Regions from separate parts of the Mus musculus genome. Here region 2 is linked to region 1. A link is a contact called in ENCODE Hi-C or POLR2A ChIA-PET data. All regions are on one chromosome and are shown on one strand. The core of a region is the stretch at or near the end of the contact, and the rest is flanking DNA. Distances in the headings are between cores, read along the strand shown. Region 1 holds the start of Rimklb (ribosomal modification protein rimK-like family member B). Region 2 holds the start of Gdf3 (growth differentiation factor 3).

Region 1 (3,173 bases), core at 217-2,716:
ACCGAGCTCTTTATGAGATGTAAAAAGAAAGAGGACCCAGGCGGTTCTTGACTGGGTTGACTGGGTGACTGTCTAGCTCGTAGCTTTTTTTTTTGTCAGAATCGGACAAAACACTCCCCAACACATGGACTCTAGTACCTTAAGGAGCTACCAGAAAACGGAGATGAAAATAGTTTGACAAACTAAGAAGCAATGACACGAGGGACTAGAAGAGACCTACTATAAAAGACTAACAATGGTTTGGGTTACAACTGACTGAAATGTCCTTGTTTTCTTCCAAGTATCTTTAAATATATATTATCAACTGTTTTAAAACAGAAGAAATAACCTCCAACGTACCCGTTATGAAGGAGAAGAGACTTAAATGGCACTTAAATCTTTGGGATTTTGGTTAATGATTTAAGAATGTCTAGGAAAAAAAAAAGCCAAACAACGAAAAACTCTCCATATTCAACTGATATACTTTCCACATAGATTTGGAATTTAACCCAACTTCAGGCATTGGGAAAACTGCAGGCAATTGTTGGGAAAATAGCACTGAAAATTCACATTCAAGGTATATACAGGTTGGTTAGTAAAAAACCTCATTGATTTAACACTCCGTCTCTATTCATGAATTACAGGGATTACAAACCTGGGATGAGAAACAATAAATTAATAGGACTTAAGTTGTTCTCTATCCGGATGTGGGGGATCTACTCTAGTCAAACATTCAATTTGGTAACCTTCTTCCTTCTTGTTCCAAAGGTTGTTAAAGAAAAAGAAAATAGAAACAGCCGATCGCTACTCTAAATTGTACTCCTTGGGATGGACGTAGTAACATCAGGGTGAGGCTCGTAGCATCCTCCTGCCTCGGTCACGTCAAATTCTTCAGAGGAAACAAGGACAGTGGCGACAACCACACCCCTGAGGACAGCCGAGCAGCCGGCAGGTTTTACTCTAAGCAGCATTCCCAAGCTTACCACACCCCCTCGGCGACACGGGCAACCAGCCTAATTTCCACGCCGCGACCGCCGCCTCACGCCCCCTCCCGCAGGCAGCCGACTCTCAGCTTCCGCCGACTGTGGTACCCAGCGACCACCGGCCTCCGGCGCCCGCCCCCGCGCAGCGCCGCGCCGCGCCGAGTCCGCTCCCGCCGCCGCCGCCGCCGCCGAGCTCGGCTCCGGGTCGCCGGCCGAAGCCTCAGGCTCGAGGGCGCGCCCCCGGCCCACGCCCCCGCCGCCGCCGCCGCCCCGGGCGGCCCGCTGCTCACCTGGCCGCCGGCTCCTCCCTCGCCTGCCCGGCCGGCCGCCGCCTAGGAGCAAGCGCGGGCCGCGGGAAGTCCGCTGAGGAGGGGGAGGGGGCGGGATGCCGGGAGCCGCCTCCTTTCTCCTCGCCGCCGGCTCCCGCAGCCAGGCCGCGCGTCCTCACCCACTCGCCCACTTTCTCACGGCCTCGCGGTCGGCCGGCCTCTCCCTCCCTCCCCCCTCCCCCCGACGCCCGCACTCCCGTTCCTACACACTCGCTCACACCCGGCCGCCGCTCGCTCCCTCCCTCACTCGCCTGTCGCTCGACCGCGCGCGCGCGCGACCCCGCTCTCTCTCTCTCACACACACGCACTCACACACACACACTCACACACAGCGCACGACGCCGGCGAGGCCGCCCCGCGTCCCCCAGACCGAGGCGCCGCGCGCCCCCCGCCCGAGCCGAGGACCCGCGCGGCCCCGCCCCCGAGCGCCGCACTCGCGGGCGGGGGGCGGCGGCGGGCGGGGGGCGGGGCGGCGAGCGCGCTCGGCCGACTCCTGACACCTGCGAGGAGACCGCCCCGCCGCCGGAGGGGTAGCCGCGGGGCGCGCGCTCGCGAAGGGGAGGCACGCGGGCGCTCCAAGGACGCGCGCCTCGCCGCTCCACCCCCACCCCCCAAACCGTCCTCTCGGAGCCTGGAAAACGGGTAGGGGGCGAGGTTTGTTCCGCTCGGCACCGCGAGAGTAGGCCCTGCCGTTGTGCGCCCTCCCGCCCCGCGCAGCCCCTCCTTGGGCTGCGGCCGTGAGCGCTTTGATGCCCGCCGACCCCTCCGAGCCTCCGGCCGCGAGGTCTGGCCAGGGTACTCGCGCTGCCCGCTAAGGGGGCCAGCCACCCTCCCTCCCTAGCGTCCTGCCTCACCAGAAGGCAGAGATTTGGGGACAAAGATGATGGTAACTGTAATAGTCCGGATCTGCGATCGCACCGAAGACAATACCTCTGTATGGAAAGGCGCGTTAACTGCAGCCTCAGGCGAGCTTGGTACACTAAGGGAGGCTGAGGCAGGAGGATCACAGGCAGGCGATCCGATGCCTCAAAAATAAGCGATATGATAAATACTATGGGTTGGGCAGGTTCAAAGATAGACAAGGAAGCTAGAGCCAGCTTGGCGAGTTGATGTCAGAATAAACATCATATATTTTAGGAGCATTTCCTACATCCTGAAACCTAACAAATCGTCCAAAGAAGAGGCGAAACATTTGACCACAGTCCACTACTTAAGTCCCTTCTCTACACCATGAGTGAAGCCTTTACAATGAAAATGCATTCCTAAATAACTTCAGACATCAGATATGAGCTACAATTCAAACATGTTGTACCCCGTGTCAAGTCATAGCTACTGATTTCAGATCCCGAAGACCAGCAGCGCAGGTGGTTTTCTGTGGGTCACCACCCTTTCACAGAGGTCACCTAAGACCATGGAAAACAGATATTTGCATTACGATTCATAACCGTAGCAAAATTACAGTTAGGAATTAACAGTTGGGGGGGGGGTCATCATAATATCAGGAACTGTATTAAAGCATTAGGAAGGTTGAGAACCACTGGTCTAGAGGGTGGGTGAAATAATTGCTCGAAGGATAAGGCACCTGTACACCTCTGCCAAGCCAGAAGACCACTTCCCACAAGTGTGTTCTAGCTCTACCTCTGTCTCCCCACGTGTGAATACAGAGATTGTATAAATTTTAAGAGCTATACAACAACCTAGGATTGGATGACTGTTCCTGTTACCTCTGTGGTCTTCTGAAGAAAATTCGCCTCCCTAGTGACGCTAAAAGGGAGTTGCCTGCTGTATTAGGGTTCTCTAGAGTTAGAGAATTTATGAACGTCTCTCTATATTGAATTTATTGTGATGACTTACAGTCTGTAGTCCCGACAATGGCCAGCTG
Region 2 (3,209 bases), core at 97-2,596, 120 kb after region 1:
TAAAAAGCTATGGGATGGCAGTCCCTCAGAATTTTATAAGAGTGTAACTGTGCCTTAGATTAACACCATTGGTCTGTATTTTTAAAAAGTCAAGTCACGCATGATGGCGCCTGCCTTTAATCCCAGCACCTGGGAAGCAGAGGTAGGGGGTGTCTCTTGAATCCAAGGCCATGCTGGTCTAGAAAGAGACCCCCAGGGCAGGCAGGGCTACACAGAGAAACCCTGTGTTGAAGAAACAAACAAAATGAAATAAAATAATTAATAAAATATAAATAGATAAAATCAAGAGATGTGCTGGCTTTTAATCCTAGCACTCAGTACTTGGAAGCAGAGGCAGGTGGCTCTTGCTCTAAGGTATACATAGCAAGTTCCAGGACAGCCAGGGCTACACAAAGAGACGTGCTTTTGCATCTAACAAAAGTAACACAGAGGGGATAGAAAGAAAGATGGCTGCATGCTTAAGAGGACCGGAGCTCATTTCGCAGCAGCCATGCGGTTGGGCAGCTCACAACCTCCTGTAACTTCTGCTCCAGGGGATCTGACACCTCTGAACTCTTAGGATAGGCATGCACAAAAACATATTAAAAACAGGGAGAGAGTAAGCAGGAGAAAAGAGAAGGGAGGTGGTGGGGAACCGCTGACTTTTAAAACCTACCTTGAATTCGGTCTCACCCAAGGTGTGACATTGTCTAGCTCTCGGAATGCTGACCTATAGTCTAAACCCACTCTCTGTTAACTGTAAATTAAATTCTGCTAAACCGGCACCGCGGTAGTTAGACTAGCGTGGAGAGGTGATAAGAACACGTGCCTTCCTCTGGGCTGATCTTGGAACCAAGACAGAATGTGCAAGATCCAAGGCCAGACTCCGGCCAGCCATGGTGTCCATCTGTATCCTCCTCCCTGCTCCACAGCACCCACTTGAGATTTTTCTCTGATAAACCCTCGGGTTCCTTACCCTGGTCTGGGAGAAGCTGAAGCAGGTTCCCACGAACACCCAGCTCCTTCACGTAGCATAAGTCCTGCGAGGCCCCACTGGCTGCAGCGGCTTCTCGAGCCCGGATGATTTTCCTTAAGACGCGAGGCACAGGTTGGAACCTGTGAGGTGAAGGCGCTTTCTCTAATCCCAGAAACTGCAAAAGGTCAGAGTCTTGAAACTCGGATGTCTGGCCCCAGGGCAGGGTTAACAGAAGGAAGCCAAGCGCCAGAAGCCGTTGATAAGGCTGCATGGTCGTCTGAGCCAGGGTAGAGCAGCCTCTGGGGTGCGCAGCTCAGCGGTCTAGCCTCCTCTGCTCAATTCAGGAGCCTGGGAGCTAATCAAGTGTGAATTGCTCTCTTCTCAGCCCCTCAGAGGCAATTCAATGTGAAAAGACAGATGGTGTGTGTGTGTGTGTGTGTGTGTGTGTTTTCTCCTTCTACTCCCCGCGGGTTGGTCAGCAGTGTACAGCGTGAGTGAAAAGGAAGACACACTCATTCAACACACAGACATTAGTGTGTCTGTGATATGCAAGGCAATAAGATAACTTCTGGGAGCACAGTAGAGAATAATTTATTATATGTGTAATTTTGAGAGGGGGTCTCTTGTGTCCTAGATTGACCTTCAACTTGTTTCTCTTTTAACAAGATATTTGTTTGTTTGTTTGTTTGTTTGTTTGTTTATTATGCCTGTGAGTGGGTTATGCATGCCACAGTACAGGGGCGGAGCTCCCAGGTCAATTTGCAGGAGTTGGTCTCGTCTTCCGAATGGGTCCCAGGAATTGAACTCAGATTATCAGGCTTGGTGGCAAGCACCTTTACCCACTGGGGCACCTTGCTGGCCCAAGTTTGAACTTCTAATCTAGTCTACCTATCGCTCCCAATGAGATTGGATGAGATGCATGGTATGGAACTCTGGGCTGAAAACACGCTAGGCAAGCACTCTGGTCACTCCTAGCCCTGTAATCAATCAATCTCTCAATCTCTCTCTCTCTCTCTCTCTCTCTCTCTCTCTCTCTCGATTGCTTTCTTCCTTCCCTTCCCTTCCCTTCCCTTCCCTTCCCTTCCCTTCCCTTCCCTTCCCTTCCCTTCCCTTCCCTCCTTCCTTCCTTCCTTCCTTCCTTCCTTCCTTCCAGAAATGGTGTCTTGCAGGAACTAATTACAAACCTCTTATCCCTGTACTCAGGAAGCAGAGATAGAAGAATAAAAATATAATACCAACTTCAATCATATAGCAAGTTTGAAGCTAGCTTGAGCTACATTGAGACCTAACTTAGAGTGGGGGTGGGGTTGCTATCTTTCCCAGGGGAGTCAGAATCCTGGGTTTAGGTAGTCCTTCCACACTGTCCAGAAAACTGTGACTGAGCTGTCAGTGTGCTGCCACGCCCAGTTCACTATGATTCTCTTAGTTTGGGATGCAGAGAGGACTCAGTGGTTAAAAGCACTTGCTGCTCTTCCAGAGGAGCCAAATTTGGTTCCTAGAGCCCATATCTGGCAGCTTATAGCTGTCTTCAGGGGATTGAACGCATCTGGCCTCACTCAGCAGGCACCTGCACACATGTGCACATACCCATATGCAGGCACACAACCTATGCAAAATTAAAAACAATAAAAATACATTTTTATAATTTTATACTTCATAGTCTAAGTACAAAAACACTAACTGGCAGTGTAGCTCAGTGGTGGATACTCAAGATCCTGGGTAACACTGTAAAAAAAAAAAAATCCCAACATAAAAAAAAAAAGATGTTTTTAACCAGGCCTAGTGATTACAGTCCAACAATCCCAGCTGCTTAGGAGGCGGACACAGGTTAAGAACCTCAAAGCCTCTGAAGTTCCTGGCTGCCTAGGCTGCAAAATGAGACCCTGTCTCAACCGACCCAACAAAAAAGCCTACATTCCTCTTCTAGATTTCAGTGTCTAACCAAATTCTTCTTGACTAGGATCTCAGTCCTGGGGTGAGCTCTGGTCCCATCCGGTATCACCTGGGCAGCATCAAATTCTTCATTTCCTCTCACTGAATGTTGTCTCAACTAAAGCTAGAACCAACAAATTTGCTTCAGGAACGGGTTGAGGGACCCAGTCGGAAGTCCGCAGGTTGGGACTCACACTGCCCAAAGGAGCTTTGTGTGGAAAAGCACAGAATTGTCGACAGGGTGAAAGGGGGGTGTGGCCCCAGCATAGGCAGGCAAGTCGTGAGTTCAAGGCTATCCTCTGCTACCTAGCAAGTTCCAGGC

What was found. A loop is a pair of places that touch in the nucleus more often than their neighbours do. ChIA-PET counts read pairs that join two places held with the same protein, here RNA polymerase II (POLR2A).
Region 2: POLR2A ChIA-PET joins it to region 1 with 14 read pairs in embryonic stem cell. The contact joins the promoter of Gdf3 here to the promoter of Rimklb in region 1. A Hi-C loop is called at or near these places in 2 of 37 maps with a recorded cell type or tissue (both v-Abl transformed pro-B cells). POLR2A ChIA-PET finds 5 or more read pairs at or near these places in 3 of 5 experiments (all embryonic stem cell).

What each region holds. Positions count from the first base shown.
Region 1 is chr6:122,484,839-122,488,011 of GRCm38, forward strand. It overlaps Rimklb (ribosomal modification protein rimK-like family member B), which reads right to left and starts at 1,467. Exons shown (of 6, transcript NM_027664.1): 1 at 1,253-1,467.
Region 2 is chr6:122,608,741-122,611,949 of GRCm38, forward strand. It overlaps Gdf3 (growth differentiation factor 3), which reads right to left and starts at 1,347. Exons shown (of 2, transcript NM_008108.5): 1 at 956-1,347. The coding sequence starts at 1,226.